2 separate regions of the Homo sapiens genome follow, and region 1 is linked to region 2. Evidence: read pairs that join two places in POLR2A ChIA-PET (ENCODE). Cell type or tissue: GM12878. All regions are shown on one strand. Links, peaks and the distances in the headings refer to the core of each region. The heading gives the core; the rest is flanking DNA. Region 1 overlaps ANKRD33B (ankyrin repeat domain 33B). Region 2 overlaps ANKRD33B (ankyrin repeat domain 33B).

The links. Peaks named below come from ENCODE experiments on the same cell type or tissue, not always from the same donor. Only the 100,000 strongest peaks of a DNase experiment are listed, where the experiment ranks them.
Region 1: POLR2A ChIA-PET joins it to region 2 with 5 read pairs; 6 of 35 experiments call an interaction of 5 or more read pairs at or near these places.

Annotation. Positions count from the first base shown.
Region 1 is chr5:10,638,987-10,649,206 of GRCh38, forward strand. The region is part of intron 3 of ANKRD33B (ankyrin repeat domain 33B); the gene reads left to right. Among named protein-coding and RNA genes, the nearest start is that of ANKRD33B, 80 kb to the left of the region's middle. In GM12878, for the core only: no CTCF peak of the experiment used is centred there; no DNase peak of the experiment used is centred there; H3K27ac peaks cover 729 bases.
Region 2 is chr5:10,565,565-10,575,784 of GRCh38, forward strand. All of the region lies in intron 1 of ANKRD33B (ankyrin repeat domain 33B), which reads left to right. Among named protein-coding and RNA genes, the nearest start is that of ANKRD33B, 6.6 kb to the left of the region's middle. RefSeq lists enhancers at 1-357, 10-59, 461-962, 1,490-1,549, 1,630-1,679 and 1 more and a silencer at 310-359. In GM12878, for the core only: no CTCF peak of the experiment used is centred there; no DNase peak of the experiment used is centred there; H3K4me3 peaks cover 2,500 bases; H3K27ac peaks cover 2,500 bases.

The sequences.
Region 1 (10,220 bases), core at 4,902-7,401, 78 kb after region 2:
GGAGTTGCGCGGCGATGTTAGGCGGTGACGCGGAGTTGCGCGGCGATGTTAGCGGGTGACGCGGAGTTGCGCGGCGATGTTAGCGGGTGACGCGGAGTTGCGCGGCGATGTTAGGCGGTGACGCGGAGTTGCGCGGCGATGTTAGCGGGTGACGCGGAGTTGCGCGGCGATGTTAGCGGGTGACGCGGCGTTGCGCGGCGATGTTAGGCGGTGACGTGGAGTTGCGCGGCGATGTTAGCGGGTGACGTGGGGTTGCGCGGCGATGTTAGGCGGTGACGTGGAGTTGCGCGGCGATGTTAGCGGGTGACGCGGAGTTGCGCGGCGATGTTAGCGGGTGACGTGGGGTTGCGCGGCGATGTTAGGCGGTGACGCGGAGTTGCGCGGCGATGTTAGCGGGTGACGCGGAGTTGCGCGGCGATGTTAGCGGGTGACGCGGGGTTGCGCGGCGATGTTAGGCGGTGACGCGGAGTTGCGCGGCGATGTTAGCGGGTGACGCGGAGTTGCGCGGCGATGTTAGCGGGTGACGCGGCGTTGCGCGGCGATGTTAGGCGGTGACGTGGAGTTGCGCGGCGATGTTAGGCGGTGACGTGGAGTTGCGCGGCGATGTTAGCGGGTGACGCGGAGTTGCGCGGCGATGTTAGCGGGTGACGCGGAGTTGCGCGGCGATGTTAGCGGGTGACGTGGGGTTGCGCGGCGATGTTAGGCGGTGACGCGGAGTTGCGCGGCGATGTTAGCGGGTGACGCGGAGTTGCGCGGCGATGTTAGCGGGTGACGTGGGGTTGCGCGGCGATGTTAGGCGGTGACGCGGAGTTGCGCGGCGATGTTAGCGGGTGACGCGGAGTTGCGCGGCGATGTTAGCGGGTGACGCGGCGTTGCGCGGCGATGTTAGGCGGTGACGTGGAGTTGTGCGGCGATGTTAGCGGGTGACGTGGGGTTGCGCGGCGATGTTAGGCGGTGACGTGGAGTTGCGCGGTGATGTTAGCGGGTGACGCGGAGTTGCGCGGCGATGTTAGCGGGTGACGTGGAGTTGCGCGGCGATGTTAGCGGGTGACGTGGAGTTGCACGGTGATGTTAGGCGGTGACGTGGAGTTGCGTGGTAATGTTAGCGGGTGACGTGGAGTTGCGCGGTGATGTTAGCGGGTGACGTGGAGTTGTGTGGTGATGTTAGCGGGTGATGTGGAGTTGCGTGGTAATGTTAGGAGGCAACGTGGTATTGCATGGTGATGTGTGTGGCAATTTCCGTTTTCTATGCTGTGTCATAGAGTGGAAAATTCTCAGGCTATCAACCTGGATCAACCCCTCTTTGTCTTTTGCGCCATCTTGGAGAACGCACTTTCCTGTTCCCATCTGTGAAATGGGAGTAATGACCTCTTTCTCCCTCACCTCCCTGAGGCTAAAATGCAACAATACTTTATACACTCCTAGAGGCTATCCAGCTTCAATGAGCTACTAAGCTAAATGCCACACAACTAATAGCTTTAACTCTTTTCTTCACTCTGAAATAGAATCAATGATCATCCTTCGTGCAACCTCATCGGGTTATTTTGAGAATTAAATGAGAAAATATGTGTCAAGCACATGTCGTGTTAGATTCAGTTAGCAGCTGACATCTCAGTGAATGTGCGATGCTGCTTTCACCATTACTTAATTCTGTTATTTTAATTTCTCTTTATTTTTGTTCTTGGCACTGGGTTCAGCCAGTCCTGCTTGGCGCTGCAAGTTCCTGAAGAAGTGGATTTCCTCTCTGTCTTAGTTGTTCTGCTGCTATAACAAAATACCTCACCTGTGTAATTTGTAACTGTAGAAATTTATTGCTCACACTTGGGGAGGCTGAGAAGTCCAAGATCAAGGTGCCGGCAGGTTCGATGTCTGCTGATGCCCCTTCCTTCTTACTGTCTCCTCTCATGGCAGAGGGGACACCGAGGTACCCTCAAACCCTCTTTCATAAGGCACTAGTTTGATTCAGGAGGGCACAGCCCTCATGATCTAATCACCCCCTAAAGGCCTCACCTCTTAATACTATTCCAGTGGGTCTGAAGTTCCAGCATAGGAATTTTGGAGGGTCGTCAACATTCAGACCACAGCACCACCCCTGTCTTGGTTATCCTGAGGGTGGCATCAGAGTTTTCCCAGGCATCAGTGCTTCCATTAATGTCACTTTTCTGTTCCAGGACCCCTGCTGGGCTCCCACATTTAGTTGTCTTCTTCTTAGTTGTCCCCAGTCTTCTTCTTCTTCTTCTTTTTTTTTTTTTTTTTTTTTTTGAGACAGTCTCACTCTGTCGCCCAGGCTGGAGTGCGGTGGTGCAATCTCGGCTCACTGCAACCTCCACCTCCCGGGTTCAAGCGATTCTCCTGCCTCAGCCTCCCGAGTAGCTGGGATTACAGGCACCTGCCACCACGCACAGCTAATTTTTGTATTTTTAGTAGAGACGGTGTTTCACCATGTTGGCCAGGTTGGTCTTGAACTCCTGACATCCCGTGATCTGCCCGCCTTAGCCTCCCAAAGTTCTGGGATTATAGGTGTGAGCCACCGCGCCCTGCCCCTCATCTTCTTGGGTCTGTGAAGTTTCTGTCATAACCTGTTGCCCATGACGGGACAGTCTTGATTCCAACCAGTGTGCAGCACCGCCCAGTCTGAGCCCGTCTGTTGTTTTTCTCGAGATCAATCTGGAGTTACAGGATTCACAATTGCTTCAGATTTATCTTTCTTTTTGCTTTAACCTTAGGGGATTCTTTAGTCTTAGGAGATGCTATAATAAAAATAAGTTCAGTGAATGAGAATAGAGGCTTCAAAGATGAAAACTTTCTTGGAAATAAAAAAAAAAACATAATTAAAAACGAGTCCTATCGATTGTACTTTTGATTCAGAGATGATAGTTTTATTTTAAAAAAACGAGATATCAGTTTCAACAGAGTTTCGGCCCTGCCTGCCCTCATCAATGAGAAATGGTTCCTACTAATTAAATGGTAATTATGTGATGCTTTTGTGTTTGGCGGGAGCTTCAGACACTTTTACTATTTCTGGATCTAGTTATAATTGGGCGTAGATGTTTGGTAATTGACTTTTTCAACTGAACATTTATGATGTCAGTCACATCACTGCACTTTCCCATTGAATTAATTTGAACTGCAAACCTTTTTTAGGTCAGTTGCCCTCTAATCGCTCCGTTTGACTGCCGTGCTTTCTTCCCTGGGTCTCCTGGGGGTTTCAGGCATGTGTGACAGCATTTAGAGGATTCCAGAAACACCTTGCACATCTCTTGGAACGATGAGTCTGCGGGCAGTGGGTTTACTGCTGACATTGCTCTTCCCCCATCAGTTATTTGGATACAAATTTGACATTAGATTTGAGACTCTCCCTCCCCTATTCTCCACTTTGCAAGCCCATCCCCCATCACAGTCTAGAACAATCCACGGATTATTGTCTGTGGGATCCTCTAGTGAGTCTCTCCCTGTCCTATACGAGGTACAGAGCAGGAGCTGAACAGAAACAGTCCAGGAACCAGGACCCAGTTTCAAATTCATCTTCTCCACTTCCCATCTCTACACCTGCAGCCTGTCACTCACCTCTCTGGGCCCCAGTTTCCTCTTCTATAAAATGAGGCTAATGATAGCACCCACCGCAGGAAGGTGGGATGCGGATTGGGCACGTTCACAACAGAACAGCCCTCGGGTGCATGCTGGGCTTGGAGAAGCCTTCGGACATGTTGGTTGTGATTATTGTTATTATTATGATTATTGGTGAGTTTATGTGTTCAATAGTTATCTGTTAAGTGAATGAAAAAATACGGTTTGTTTTTCCCTTTGAGAAATATCTTGTAAATGAGATACTTAAACTTTCTTAATGAGGGTAGTAAGCCCCTACCTCAGGGTTTTTGTTTTTTGCTTTTTTGTTCTGTTTTTGTTTGTTTGTTTTGCTTTGTTTTGTTTTGTTTTGAGACGGAGTCTCACTCTGTCGCCCAGAGTGGAGTGCAGTGGCGCGATCTCGGTTCACTGCAATCTCTGCCTCCTGGGTTCAAGCAATTCTCTTGCTTCAGCCTCCTGAGTAGCTAGGACTACAGGCATGCACCACCACATCCAGCTAATGTTTGTATTTTTAGGAGAGACAGGGTTTCTCCATATTGGCCAGGCTGGTCTCAAACTCCTGACCTTGTGATCTGCATGCCTCGTCCTCCCAAAGTGCTGGGATTACAGGTGTGAGCCACCGCACCTGGCCAGGGGTTTCTTAATTTCAGCACTACTAACATGCAGAGCCAGATAATTCTTTGTTGTGGGGGCTGTCTTTCAAATTGTAGGATTTTTAGTGGCATCCCTGGCCTCTACCCACAAGATGACTGTAGCACCTCTTCAGTTGTGACAACCAAAAATGTCTCTAGATGTTGCTCAAAGTCTCCCAGGTTGGGGGAAAAATTGCTTCCCATCGAGAACCACTGATATAAATAATTTAAATGGGAAAGGATATACAAAGTGAGAAGAGACATTTTCCCCTCTGTGTACTCTTCCTCGCTTGTTCTGTATTCCTCCCTCAAATAAAAGTGTGACATCTTGGCCGGGCATGGTGGCCCACGTCTGTAATCTCAGCACTGTGGGAGGCTGAGGCGGGTGGATCACCTGAGGACAGGAGTTCGAGACCAGCCTGGCCAACATGGTGAAATCCCGCCTCTACTGAAAATACAAAAAAAATTTAGCCGGGCATGGTAGCACAAGCCTGTAATCCCAGCCACTCGGGAGGCTGAGGCAAGAGAATCGCTTGAACCTAGGAGGCGGAGGTTGCAGTGAGCCGATATCATGCCACTGTATTCCAGCCTAGGCAACAGAGTGAGACTCTGTCTCAAAAAAAAAAAAAAAAAAAAAAGAGAAGTGACATCTTGTTTAGGGAACTTTTGAGCTGCCCTCTTAAGCTTTGGTTGTAGTGTAGAACTTACGGAATATTTTCATCTTCTACTATTACTACTAAGCTTACAGTTCTCCCAAGAAAAGTGGGTTTTATTTTCCTTTGACAGTAGATGGGTAAGAATTAAAAAAAAAAAAAAAAGTGTTGAATTGCTTCCCCAGGATTAGTGGAGAGCAATAAGGACAGATGTTGATATATTTCTAAAATTCACACAAATATTTTAAGTCTTATTCTTTCCATTTAAATACGTGATATTAAGAAAAAAATAAACCATTTAAAGAAACTAATAGCCAGAGCCTTTCTTTTAGATTGACACTTCAGATTGTAATAAAAAGTATAACCGGGTTCTGAGAGGCTGATCGATTGCATCTTTGGTTTGGCTTCGTAAGGAGTAATGCAGGCTCTGCTGAAGAGCATCACAAGGGAGTTGCAGAACCTTGTTAATTCACTGAAATATTAATGCCCACAGTGACAGGTCTATTTAAATAGGTGGCTCTGAGAAGCGTATCGAGGATGTGATTTTTTTCTGAAGAGAGGCAGAATCTGTGGAGGTTGCCAGGTTCCAGGCTTGCTTAAGGGAGCTCACTTTCAGACCTGAAGTGTGGTGTAACTGCCGCAGCCTTCAGGAAGCAAAAACAAGCAGCAATAACCTCAAATCTTCCTGTGATTCCAAGGCGCAAAGTGGATTTAAAGGACGGCGAGGAACAGAGATCAGAGATGCTCCCGCTGTGGGTCAGAGGGTTGCTCTTGTCTCAGGGAAGCCCTGATATCTCTTTCTGGAAAGTCAGATGATTTCCAACCATATAGAGGTTTCTTTCTGTTTATAAGGAAAACTTAAATTTCCTATGAAGTGTGAATTTGCCATGTAGAATTGTTTGAAGTCATTAGCCAGAGAAAGGATGAAAAGTCAAGCATTCTGTGTCACCTGCAAAGCAAACCTCGAGACAAGGACTTGGGGGCAAGTAGTTTTGAGGGATGGTGGCCCCAGGAAGTGGAGTGAGGGGGCAGCAAGTGAGATTGGGAAGAATGGAAGCTAAGAAATGTCCACCAATGAGCAGGTTCCTCTTGTGGGCAGCTGGGACTCAGACCCCCTGGACCCTCCACTATGAGGAAAAGATATCGCAGAGATGCTGGGAAGTTTATTTCCCAACTCCAGTGCCTCTTTGAGGGGAGATGAGAACTTTGAGCACACTTCCCACCTGCTATGTGGTGGGGGTGGCTTGTCCTCCCTGCTGGGCTGGAGCACAAGCTCTTTCTTGGACCCTGCATCCAGATTTGTCATCCCGATTATACCCACAATGCCCAAGATACAGGCTGGAGGTGGCACAAGGGGAGGCAGTGAGGGCTGGTCCACAGTGGTCTCCTGTGGCCAGGAAAGGCCCCCTGGCAAGAGGGAGACCTGAGCTAGGGTTTGTAGAGTGGATAACATGGGGGTGGGTGGGGGCTGGTGGAGAAGCAGGAAAGGAAGTGACACATTCAGGGCTTCACGCTCCACCCACCTCCTGCTAGTCCTGGGCCTGGCCATGGCTCCCAGAGAAAGCCTTCTTGAGAATGAGTGATGGAAAGTATAGATTTTTTTTTCCCATTAGCACCTGTTTGGAATGTTTTTGGCTGCAAGTAACAGAAATCCTGACTAGACAGTGGCTTAAAGAAAACAGGCCGCATTTCTCAGCTCCCTGGAAGTCTGAGGTTGGCAGTCACCCTCCAGAGCTGGCCCTGGATTCCATGAGGACAACAGTGGTTTCCTCCTGTCCATTTGGCTCCCCTTAGCCTGTTGATCTGTCACCCCTTGATTCCACGAGAATCACCCAATATGTGTTTCAGACAGGAAGCTGCAGCAGCACCAACCATGCTGGTCCCTTTCGTCAGGAGGCAGAACCCTCTTTAGGGCTCAGTCACCAGTGCTGGGTTGCTTGGCTACTTTTAGCTGTAAGGGAGGCTGGAAGAATGGGGAACAGGATTGCAGCCGTTAGATTCCAATAGTGATTCTCAGCTGGAGGTAATGTTGCCCCAGGGGACATTTGGCCACGTCTGTAGACATTTTTGGTTGTCAGAACTGGCGGACTGCTACTGGCATCTAGAAGAAGGTAGAGATCAGGGATGCCGTTAAATGTTCTCCAATGCACAGGACAGCCCACACCAAATAATTACCTGGCCTAATATGTCAACAGTGCTGAGGTTCAGAAGTCCTGGGTTAGACTGATCGTGATGCATTGCCAAGAACTGAGGATGTTGCTGCCTCAAGTGAAATAGAGGATTTTGTGTAGACTTAGAGCACTCAACAAGGCAGCGAGTGGACCCATGGGTGGCAGCTCCACTTTTGTCCACATGATTGAGCCCTGGGCAAAACAACACTGGGTGGGAGATGACGATGCTGGGGGGTCTGCTGGCGAGAAGATGGATACAGTGGCATTTCAGAAATCCTCTGTATTCTCTGGAAGGTATTTGTATAAAATGTTAATAATCGGTACTTATCTTTTATAATTTAATTGCTGTGTTCATGTCATTAATATAACCCTTTACAGTTGCTTCCTAAGGCAGCAGATCCCTAATTTATAGCATGACTCTGATTCTAGGGCTCAGTGGCCTTTGTTCCTTAGAATGTTTGTATTTTCTGAGATCATTTTGAAAAGATAGGTGAACATCAGGACGAAGAGTGCAAAACTTTGGACAGATCTTCCTCTGGTTTTCCATTAGCATTTGAAAAATGTCTCTTTCAGGCAGTGTTCATTAAGATTTTAATTTTATAGTTTGTTCCTTTTTTAAGTGACATGCAATTAATTAAGGTTTAATGTGTCATCTATTTTTTGCAATGACACTTTTACTGCCCCCTTTTCATTTTAGTCAGTTTATAAATTGTACTCTAGCTAATGAGTTCCATCCTGATATCCAGTTCCAAATAATTACCACTCTTCTAATATGGCTATTCTTTAATGTGTCACAGAACTAAGATCCTTACCAGGCAAGCTCAGGTGAGCTGGGTCTGCCAGAGCCATGAGGCCACTGTGGGCCAACAGGCCAGGGCAGTGGCTGGGGACCCGACCTTCCTCAGTTCAGCACACGTTGATCAGCCATCACATGTCAGACTCCTGGGTCTGCATGGGATATAAATGAAGAAGCGTCTGTCGGGTCCGGTCCCCTTTGAGCTCACAGACTAGATAATTGCCCTAGTTCTCCATGTTGCTTTGCTGGTGGAGATATGACTAATGGGACTTGAAATCCTCAATGATTTTTTTTTTTTTGAAATGGAGTCTTTCTCTGTTAATCAGGCTGGAGTGCGGTGGTGCGATCTCGGCTCACTGCAACCTCTGCCTCCCGGGTTGAAGCGATTCTCCTGCCTCAGCCTCCTGAGTAGTTGGGATTACAGGTGCCTGCCACCACGCCCAGCTAATTTTTTGTGTGTTTTTAGTAGAGGTGGGGTTTCACCATGTATTGGCCAGGTTGGTCCCAAACCCCTGACGTCAGGAGATCTGCCCTCCTCGGCCTCCAAAGTGCTAGGATTACAGGTGTGAGCCACTATGCCTGGCCCCTCAATGATTTTTAACAGTATGTGGGACTGAGATTGGACCAAGATTAATTGAACAGCAATTCCGTATTAATTTCTATACTACAACATTGAAATTTATGCAGATTTCATCAAGTTGAGTTGAAGTTTAACTTTGCAATATTTGGGGGCAGTGGGTGGACTGGGGAGATTTATTAAGGGAGTGACTAGTGTCAGGGAGACTGTGTAAGGGGACCTATCAGTCAACCAATAGGATGTGGATATCAAGAGATTTATTTTAAGGAATTGGCTGTGTGGTTTGGGGGGTTGGTGAGTCTGAAACTGGTGCGGTAGGCTCGAAGGCTGGAAACTCAGGCAGCAGTAAGTAGATGCCGCAGTCTTGAGGTGGAATTTCTTTGTTTCCAGGAAACCTTGGTCTTTGCTCTTAATGCCCTCAACTAATTGGGCGAGGCCCACCCGCATTATGAAGGGTAATCTCCTTGACTTAGAGTCAACTGATTATAGATGTTAACCACAGCTGCAAAATACCTTTGGGGCAACACTTAGATCCATGTTTGATTAAATCACTGGGTATTCTAGCCTAGCCAAGTTGACATAGAAAACTAAAACTGACCATCACACCAGGACTGCCAGGTGGTAGGAAGTACATTAGACTGAGGTTAGGACACCCAAGTCTTAGACCCTCTCTCTGTTACTAGCCCACAGCCACTGTGACTGCCATTCTTTTTGCAACAAGCCTTTTAAAAATTCATGCCCCCTACCCACCAGGATGAAACGTGTTGAGCAAACAAAAATGAATTTTTCTATCCTGGAAAAGCCCACCATCGGTTAAAGGTAGACAGACCCCAGCCAGCTAGGCCGCAGTGGGAGAAGCGAAGGAACCACCCATTTCCCACAGTCCAGGACCCATGGCAGTCCTCAAGAGTGAGACCACAGCTGGGGTGCCACCACTTTGCAAGTGACTGTTACTGGTCATATTTTTAGAACTTTCTAGCCACAGCATTCAAGTATGCAAGGCAGCTTTGTTGTCTGGTCATCTCTCCATTGATGGAAAGCTATAGGATCTTATTTCTTTAAAAAATTCTGTAATTTGGCCAGGCGCAGTGGCTCACGCCTGTAATCCCAGCACTTTGGGAGGCCGAGGCGGGTGGATCACCTGAGGTTGGGAGTTCGAGACTAGCCTGACCAACATGGAGAAACCCCCTCTCTACTAAAAATACAAAATTAGCCTGGCGTGGTAGCACATGCCTGTAATCCCAGCTACTCGGGAGGCTGAGGCAGGAGAGTCGCTTGAACCCGGGAGGCAGAGGTTGCGGTGAACGGAGATTGTGCCATTGCACTCCAGCCTGGGCAACAAGAGTGAAATTCTGTCTCGAAAAAAAAAATTCTGTAATTTAGGTGCTGAATTCAGGCGGGGTTTTATTCAGGACAGATAATCAATGGAGCACTTAAAAGGCAGGTTGGGCTGGGCACGGTGGCTCACGCCCGTAATCCCAGCACTTTGGAAGGCGGAGGTGGGAGGATTGCTTGAACCCAGCAGTTCGAAACCAGCCTGGGCCACATAGCCAGGCCCCATCTCTACAGAAAATTACCTGGGCGGTGGTGTAGCCCCAGCTACTCGGGAGGCTGACTTGGGGGGATGGCTTGAGCCCCGGAAGTCGAGGCTACAGTAGGACGTGTTCCCGCCACTGCACTCCAGGCCCGCCTTCCGGCGCTCAGATGAGCACAGGGTTCGCAGAGTGAACTAGGTGCAGTCTGTTAGGAGGCTTGGGGCCAGGGGTGGGGGGTGGGGGCAGTTTTGCCTTTGCCCCAGGCTCTGCC
Region 2 (10,220 bases), core at 446-2,945:
GGCGTGGAGGCAGGCACAGGCTATCCTTTCGTTATGACCAGATTCAGAGAAAACGAGATGTTTAGAAAAGAAAAGAAAAGAAAGGAAAAGAAAAAAAGTTGGCTTAAGAAGACCTGAGAAGGACTGGCTGGTGGAACACCTTCCACCAAGCAAAGCACTTCAAGGGAAAACTGCAGAGTGACCACGGTGGCCAAGTTCCCCGTAGTCTGTGCTCAGTGGGCAAATGGCAGCGTTCTCACCTGATTTTTGTATTGTCCAAGGACCGTGGTATCTGCAGATGCAGCCTAGCACAAATGCACATGCTTTTTGCTCAGGAGCCTGCAGCTGACAGAAAACATGTGCTTTGACTTGGGGACCCGGGTGACCTTGTGCCTTTGGTTTATCCTGCAGTGGGTGGGGCAAGTGGTTTGCCCTGACTGTGGTTTGGGCTGGGCTTAGGTGGATGGGAAGCCCTCCAATGTCACTCTCCCCTTGTACTACATTGCCCCCGTGATTCAATTACCTCCCACCGTGTCCCTCCCACAACACGTGGGAATTCAAGATGAGATTTGGGTGGGGACACAGCCAAACCATATCACACAACATTTGAACTTGGAGGAAGGGTCTGTGCTTGTCATATGTTAGGCAGTGAGACCTGAGGTGGCGTCCCCGTAGGTAGCATCACCTGGAGCCCTGTAGTTCCTGCTGCCATTCCTCTTGCAATGCCTCCTCCCCCAGCCCTGGCGACAGATGCCCTGGCTGGCATGTGATTAGGGCTTGGAGCTCCACCCGAAGTCCTAGGGCCTGTTTCTCAAGTTCTACATTTGGTTTAACTGAGTTTTCAGGCCCAGATGTGTGTAATCAGAAACCTTGCTTTCTGGAAGCCAGTATGGGGGCCCGCTTTAAAGGAAGCCTCACCAAGCTCATAAAGGAACAGGTGGGGTGGGCCTCTCCCCCTGTCCTGGGCAGCCTGGTGGTCTCCAGTGGGCTGGAATGGGCACAGGAGGGGCCTGGCTCGCCCAGTCCCCACTCTAGGGCACCACTGGGCTCAGCTTTATATAATGTTTCCTTTAGGGGCAAAACATAAATGTTTGAAAACAGCTGCATTGAAGAAAACTGACAGCAACGTAAACCATCCCCAGGGGCTCGAGCCTAACAGACTGAGTCTCCAGGCCACACAGCAGAGAGGCAGGGGAGGGCCGTGGTATGGGAGGCTAGCTCCAGCCTCCCAGCAGCTCTCTGCCTCAGTTTCCTCGTCTGTAAAATAGGGATAAGGGCAGCCTCTCCTCTTAGGATGTGAGCATAAAATGGCTTAGTGCCCACAAGGCTCTGGGAAGGCCTGGCCCCAGGCTTGTGTTTACCATCGTGTTTCTCATTCGTCTGCCTTCTCTTGGCTTGGAAGAGAGCACCTTCCAGTTTTATTTTGTTTTGTTTTGTTTTTTGTCTTCTGCCAGGCAAGGCTTTTTCTCTCGCTGCTTTTCTTCCCCTTTGATTACAGCAGAAGTGAAGACTTTGTTTCTCTGTGTCACGTAAAATAATGATGTAGGCCCGGACATAGCCTGCTAACTTAGAGACCCTTGGACTCTTTCATCTTTGGATCAGACGGAGCAGGGCTTGTGTTCTGTGCTTTGTGAGGCCAGTGGGGGGAGCGAGGCAGGAGCCTCCATTCTTTTCATTAGCTTCTCAAGGCTGTTGATCAAACAGCCTCTATCTTCCTGAAAAACAGCTGAAAGAATCAAGTGTGGCAAAGCCCTGATGCCCTGCTCTGTGGTAAATGGAGTGAGTCATTGCCAAAGTGTTTACCGCAGACCTACTGTGCTCCCGCTAGGTACTTTAGCAGACTCAAAACTGAATCTGGCAGTCCCTGCCTTTGAAGAGTCCTAGCCTTTTAGTGAGGAGAAGAACTTGCAGAGGAAGAGCGGCTAGCTGAGACCTAGGAAACTGGGAGACGGACTGCTTTTCACATGACGGTGTCCGGTCTCCCCGACGGCAGTGTGGGTCACTCCCTCTCTGTCTGCAGGCTCCTGGTTTAAGGGCACCTTCCCTGGGAGGCTTTTCTGTCTCCTCTTGTCCAAGCCTACAGAACCTGGAGCTGAGCAAGGGTAATGTAGGCATTCACACATTTAGGGCTGAAATTATAAATAGGATGGTCATTTAGAGAGCAGGTGACGTTTGAGCAGAGACGGCATCTAGGGGAAAGAGGAGTTAGACGGAGGGAACAGTGTGTGCAAAGACTGAGGTGGGAACCTCGTTGGAGCCTGGTCTCCAAGCTTATCATGATTAGTGGCAGTGAAAACCTTAAAGAAGGCCCGGACAGCTTTGGTGCAGTGGAGGGGTAATTGCATTAATGACAGAATGACAGCTCACAGATACAGCCCACAGCCGGCTTTCTAGGAGGAAATGATCTCTAAAGGCGTCTAAACTTTTCTGGGACATGCTTGTTGAGCTCTTCATCTCTGGGCATTTAAGAAGGGAGCTTTGCCTGAGCTGACAGGCATTCCATTTGGTCTGGGTAACTAAGGGTCAGATGTGTTTTGTTTAAGAAAATGCATTCTCTCCTGCCTCCTGAGATTGGTAGAATGTTGGATGTGGCTCAGCACACCATTTTCCTTCTAAAATATTTATTGCTCTAAAAGCATTGCATGATTTAATATGCAACATGTAAATATTTGTCAGATAATTGCCCAATAACATTCAAAGCTTGCTTCCAATGTCTTCTGGATTTATGGTTGTTTTGTTCCTTCTGACTTGAGGCAGTGCAAGCTGCCATAATTCTTTTTCTTAATTCTTCTCTTCCACTTACTATCACCTGAAGTTCACCTTTATGGCCTTGGCGGCTCTTGAGATGACAGTGAAAACACACAAAGTGTGTTGTTTTAATTGTTGCAGAAGGGCAGTTTAAATGTCAGACAGCTCTTGGACTTAATTAGGCCCAAATACATGCTCAATTTAAAATACTGCACTCCTGTCCTGATGGGATTCTGCTTCTGCGTGTTCGTGTTTGTTTTTGAGACTGAGTCTTGCTCTGTCACTCAGGCTGGAGTGCAGTGGCGCAATCTCTGCTCACTGCAACCTCCGCCTCCGGGGTTCAAGTGAATCTCCTGCCTCAGCTTCCCACATACCTGGGATTACAGGCGTGCGCCACCACGCCCGGCTAATTTTTGTATTTTTAGTAGAGACAGGGTTTCATCATGATGGCCAGGCTGGTGTTGAACTCCTGACCTCAAGTGATCCTCTTGCTTGGCCTCTGAAAGTTCTGGGATTACCGGTGTGAGGCACCGCGCCTGCCCTGCTTCTGCGTGTTTAAATTTCCAGGGTCTCTTGGTTACGTTTTCCAAAGGCCCCTCCATTGGTTTGTTTTGTTAGGTCAGCAAAGCCCACATCACACCCAGTGTGGGTGTTTCCCTTTACTCTTGAGGTGCTTAAAATTAAAACTTAATTTTCATAGATTTATAGCGATGATCAGGGCTTTATCTTGAAATGTATGTGAGAAAGTTTTTATTTATTTATTTTTTTAATACTTCCGAAAGATTTATAAGCTCCAGAATCACTTTTCCCCAAAAATGAGAATCCAGTTATTGCAACAGCCCTCCGTCTTTACCAGGCCTCGGTGCTCATGGCCTGCGTGTGCACAGCAACGGGCTGACTAGCATAGAAAGTGACTTCTCTGGTTCTTGTTAGTTACCATAGAAAGTGAATTCTGGCCTCAGGCCTCTGTATGCTTGCGGAGGGCCTGCAAGCACAAGCTTTGCTTTTTAGGAATGTATGTTAGGCTGGGCGTGGTGGCTCCTTCCTGTAATCCCAGCACTTTGGGAGGCCGAGGCAGGCAGATCACTTGAGCCTAGGAGTTTGAGAACAGCCTGGGCAACATGGTGAAAGCCCATCTCTAAAAAAATACCAAAATTAGGCAGGCATGGTGGTGGACGCCTGTAGTCCCAGCTACTGGGGAGGCTGAGGCAGGAGACTCGCTTGAGCCCAGGAGGTGGAGGTTGCAGTGAGTTGAGATTGCACCACTGCGCCCCAGGCTGGGCGACAGAACAAGACCCGTGTTTGAAAATAAATAAATAAATAAATAAATAAATAGAGGCATGTATGCTAGTGTTTTAGTTGCATCTCCAAATTCTGAACTGTGAGAAAGCGGGTGAGGAGGGCAAATTGAGCAGAATCCTAGACCGGGAGTCCGAGGGGCTGGAGTCAGAGGAGGTCTCAGCTGAAATGGGCTTGGCGATGGGTGGGCTGGCAGATGTCTGCCTCTTCCTCTTCTGCTGACCGTGGTGGGGAGCATTCTGAGTCTAGCAGCAGTAGAGAGGCCCATGTGTTTTTTGTTTGTTTGTTTTTGTTTTTTTGTTTAGAGATGGAGTCTCGCTCTGTCACCCAGTCTAGAGTGCAGTGGTGTGATATCAGCTCACTGCAACCTCCGTCTCCCAGGTTCAAGCGATTCTCCCGACTCAGCCTCCTGAGTAGCTGGGATTACAGGCATGTGCCACCATGCCCGACTAATTTTTATGTTTTTAGTAGAGACGGGGTTGCGCCATGTTGGCCAGGCTGGTCTCGAACTCCTGAGCTCAAGTGATCCACCCACCTCGGCCTCCCAAAGTGCTGGGATTACAGGCATGAGCCACTGCACCCAGCCCCCATGTGTTTTTGATATAAGAATGTCAGTCATCTGTGGCCACAATCATGCTGCCTACCAAATAGCTACAAAACCTTACAGGTGTTTACAACTGTAAATGTTTTGTTGGGGGTGGCCTATCTCAGCTGATGTAGGCTGGATTTGCTCATTCGTCTTCATTCAGCTGGTGGTCAGCTGCGAATGGCAAGACCAAAACAGTCTTAACTGGGAGGACTCATCGCTGCTCCATTTGGTCTCTCATCCTTCAGCAGGCTGTCTCGGCCTGTTTTCCATGGCAGGGGCAGGGTTCCAGGAGAGCAGGCTGAGCAAATATGGCCTCATGATGCTTCAGCTTGGCTGAAGCATCACTTCTGGCTGCTTTGTCACGTATTGCTTCTTTATTTTATTTTATATTATTTTGAGATAGAGTCTCACTCTGTTGCCCAGGCTGGAGTACAGTGGCATAATCCTAGCTCACTGAGCCTTGACCTCCTGGGCACAAATGAACCTCCCACCTCAGCCTTCTGAGTAGCTGGGACTATAGGTGCACACCTCCACGCCAGGCTAATTTTTATTTATTTTTTGTAGAGACAGGATCTTGCTATGTTGCCCAGGCTGGTCTCAAACTCCTGGCATCAAGCAGTCCTCCTGCCTCAGCCTCCCAAGGTGCTGGGATTATAGGCATGAGCTACCATGCCTGGCCTCCTTTATTCTTTTCAGATTCTTTAACAACATGACTCAAATAACCTTTTTTTTTTTTTTTTTTGTCAATTAGGACTCATTAAAGAAGAGAAAACAGGCATTTAGTTTTTAAAAAAATTCCTTGGTATAAGTGTGTTTGTGTTTATAACATTGTAATTATTATTATTATTGGTCAGCTGCCAACCTGAAAACAAACAACAGGTAGAATAATCTACTTCAAGCCTGTACTTACAGTGCTAATTTCCCCCATAGTCTGTGACTTTGCCCCTGATCTACAGTGTGAAATGGAGAGAGGGCTCTGCTGCGTTTGGGTTTCTTGAGTACTTATTTTAAAATCTTATTTGTTTATTTATTTATTTTTTTGAGATGGATCTCGCTCTGTTGCCCAGGCTGGAGTGCAGTGGTGCGATCTCGGCCCACTGCAACCTCCACCTCCCGGGTTCAAGCGATTGTCCTGCCTCAGCCTCCTGAGTAGCTGGGACTACAGGCATGCGTCACGATGCCCAGCTAAATTTTGAATTTTGAGTAGAGATGGAGTTTCGCCATGTTGGCCAGGCTGGTCTCAAACTCCTGACCTCAGGTGATTCACCCACCTCAGCCTCCCAAAGCGCTGGGATTACAGGCCTGTGCCACCGCCCCTGGCCTCTTGAGTATTTATTTGAGCCAACAGGTGTCCACACTGGGGCTTGTGCCTGGAACCCAGAGTGTGCTTTTCATTTCCTAGTCCTGATCTCCAGCTCTGATTTTTTTAGATTGAGGAAATATCCATCACCTCAAGGGGTTAATAGTTTTCTGAAATAAATTTAAAAAACAAAATTTGGATAAATTTAAACAACAATGACAAAGTTGAAAAAAATGTGAGTCCAGATTTCTGAGGTGTTTGCACCAGGTAGTCTCCCAGAGATGGTGGTTCCCAGCTTGGACTGTACATTAGAATCATCTGGAAAGGTCTATAAAAGTCCAAGTGCCCAGGCCACATCTCAGAATTAAGTGAGAATCTGAGGGTAAGATAAGGCATCCGTATTTTCTTTTTTCTTTTTTTTTTTTTGAGACGGAGTTTTGCTCTTATTGCCCAGGCCGGAGTGCAGTGGCGCAATCTCGGCTCACTGCAACCTCTGCCTCCCAGGTTCAAGCAATTCTCCTGCTTCAGCCTCCCAAGTAGCCGGGATTACAGGCACCCGCCACCATGTCTGGCTAATTTTTGTATTTTTAGTAGAGATGGGGTTTTACCATGTTGGCCAGGCTGGTCTCGAACTCCTGACCTCAGGTGATCTGCCCACCTCGGCCTCCCAAAGTGTTGGGATTACAGGCGTGAGCCACCACACCCGGCCAGGGCATCAGTATTTTCTAAAACTCCCAGAGTCATTTCAATGTGCAGCCAACACTGACAATCACTGGTGCAGACTCTTGAACTCAAAGTGGGGTCCTGAGACCTGGAGCAGGGGGTTCCCTGCTGGGGAACTTGTTAGGAGTGCAGAATCCCAGCCCTCCCCACCAAGACCTGCTGAGTCAGGGCCTACTTTTCAACAAAACCTGCCAGGGGCTTTGGAGGCAATGGAGCCTTTGAGAAGCCTTAGCACAGAGCATCTCATTCTACCCTCGGAGCCCTGTGATGTGGATGTGGGTGTCTGTGATGAATGGATGAAGTTACAGGTTCAGGGAGGTGCCATAGGTGCTCCCGTGGTGGAGCCAGGAGGCAGTTCCGGTGTGGTCTGAGTCTGAAACTTACCATCCCCACAACACATGGCTTCACCTACTGCCCATGCCGCAGCGTTAGTGTCAGGCAGCCCCGTCTGGGCCTGTTCCCCAAGTGGACACTGGAATGTGACTTCTGTCTTTCCTTGTCTCAGAAAAAGTGTGCCACTATGAATGCACTTAACACCCTTCACTGGGCACCTCTGCTGAGCACAGGCTGACGTGGTTACACCTGCTTCTTCCTGGGCCTCCCTGTCCATGCCTCTCCCAGCTGGAATGTCCCTTGCCAGAAGTGTGGGTCCTAATTCAAGGGCCAGGTAAGCATCCCAGAAACAGAGGCCAGAGAGAAATGCTTCATTCTTCATTCCCATCTGATCAGATGCCTACTTCTGATCTGAGTTTCATCAGACCTGACATAAATATGCCTCTGGAAGCATACGTCGTTATTTCTCTGTTTCTTTGAAATTGCTCTCAAATCCCACCACTCCAATCCAATCAGTTGCCACTGAGCCAGCTGTGACATGGGATTTCACTTCTACCTCAATTTCTGTATCTCTGACTTAGTAGAAATAAGTAAAATCCACCTTCAACTGTCCTTTAAATTCAGGGACATCATTTAAAAATAATCTCTTCCAGCTGGGCGCGGTGGCTCACACCTGTAATCCCAGCACTTTGGGAGGCCGAGGTGGGCAGATAACGAGGTCAGGAAATGGAGACCATCCTGGCTAACACGGTGAAACCCCGTCTTTACTAAAAATACAAAAAATTAGCTCGGTGTAGTGGCACACACCTGTAGTCCCAACTACTCGGGAAGCTGAGGCAGGAGAATCACTTAAACCTCGGAGGCGGGGGTTGCAGTGAGCTGAGATCACGCCACTGCACTCCAGCCTGGGCAACAGAGCGAGACTCCGTCTCAAAAAAAAAAAAAAAAAAACCTCTTCCAATTCTTTTATGGACATACATACTGTATTAGTCTGTTTTCATACTGCTGTAAAGAAATAAAGAACTGCCTGGGACTGGGTAATTTATAAGAAAAGAGGTTTAATTGACTCACAGTTCCACATGGCTGGGGAGGCCCCAGGAAACTTACAATCATGGCAAAAGGCAAAGGGGAAGCAAGGCATGTCTTACTACATGGCGGCATGAGAGAGTGAGAGTGAGGGGGGAAGTGCCACATTAAAACCATCAGATCTTGTGAGAACTCACTATCATGAGAACAGCAAGGGGGAATCTGCCCCCATGATCCAGTCACCTCCCACCAGGCCCCTCCTCTGACATGTGGGAATTACAATTTGAGATGCGATTTGTGTGGGGACACAGGGAAACCATATCACATACTTAATGACATCAAGGACTCCTGACACCCTACTTTATCTTAAACTCTGACATCATCAGATCTACAAACAGGTAACACCATCATACCCCTCCACTCCCCATCACAAATAAAAGGGGCCTCCTCTCAGTCATGCTCTTCACGTCTGTGTGGCTGCCATCAACCCCTTCCTTGCCCCGGGCTCTTTTACACACGCACAAACATGCGTGAGCAGGCGTGTACACACACACATACACACATATCATTCCACCGGCTGTGTAGAAGATATCCACCTTTTGTGAATGAAACATATTTTCTATTTTCTTTGTTCACATATTTTAGTAACTTTTCTACATATTTCTTTCAATTAAAAGGATTTATGTATTCTTTTACATATGGAATTATCTTGACTTAATTTGGAGAAAAATTTCACATGGTTATGATTTAGAATTATTAGCCCAGTAGGCTGTAAAGCCAAGCTCAAGAAAATTCAAAAAAATGGTGTCATAAACACCATGTTCTCTGAATTTGGTTAATTTTTTTTTTCTAGATCTAACACAATTCTAAATAACTCCTAGATAAAATGGGAAACCATAATGTAAATTGAGCTGAAAAGTAATAAAAATATTACATATCAAAATTTGTGGGGAAAAGCAAAAGTGGTATCTTGAAGGAAAATTACAGGTAGCATAAAACTAAAGGAAAGAAATAATCAAATGAAAAGCAGAAATTGATGAAATCATGAAGATTATAGATCCAGGACAAAAGCTGATTCTCTGAAAGTAATAATAAAATAGATATTTTTGACAGTAGCTGTCATCAAAAAGAGAAATAGCACACATTTGAAAATACAGGATAACAGGTTATAGCACAGTTAAAACAAAGATTAAAAAGAGATCCTGTAAGAATGTCATCCTATTAAACTTTAAAACTGGCCAGCTGCAGTGGCTCACACCTGTAATCCCAGCACTTTGGGAGGCTGAAGCGGGAGAGCTGCTTAAGGCCAGGTGCTCAAGACCAGCGTGGGCAACATAGCAAGACTTTGTCTCTACAAAAAAAAAAAAAATTAAAACTTAGTCGGGTGTGGTGGCACATGCCTGTTGTCTTAGCTACTGGGAAGGCTGAGGTGGGAGGATCACTTGAGCCCAGGAATTCAAGGCTGCAGGATGAGCTAGGATGGTGCCACTGCACTCAGCCTGGATGACACAATGAAACCCTGTTTCCAAGAAACAAACAAACAAACAAACAAACAATTCTCACTTAAGAGTCTTGCTGGCAGGCTGGGCGCGGTGGCTCACACCTGTAATGCCAGCACTTTGGGAGGCCGAGGTGGGCGGATCATGAGGTCAAAAGATCAAGACCGTCCTGGCCAACATGGTGAAACCCCATCTCTACTGAAAATACAAAAATTAGCTGGGCGTGGTGGTGCACGCTTGGAATCCCAGCTACTCGGGAGGCTGAGGCAGGGGCAGAATTGCTTGAACCAGGGAGGCGGAGGTTGCAGTGAGCCGAGATCGCACCACTCCACTCGAGCCTGGCAACAGAGCGAGACTGTCTCAAAAAAAAAAAAAAAAGAGTCTTAATTCTATGCCATTGTTGGGCCTTACCTTTATGAATAAGTAAACAGGGCCTGGCAAACGGAACCAGTTTTCTGTCCTTTAGAGCTAGAGCTAAGGGTAAATATGACGGGCAGAGTCCCCTATTTAAGTTGGAGAGCTTTCTGTAGGTTCCCAGAGCATGGCTAACACCATCTCCAGAGACCTTCTGCTGCACATTCAAGCACTTCTAGGCCACTCTGCTTCCCTTCACAGGGACACCGACTTACCCTTGCTGATTTAAAAATAAAGGAAGGCCAGGGAATTACAGGGAGTGAAAAGAGTTGGTCTCAGAAGGTTATATGCTGTATGCTTCCATTGACGT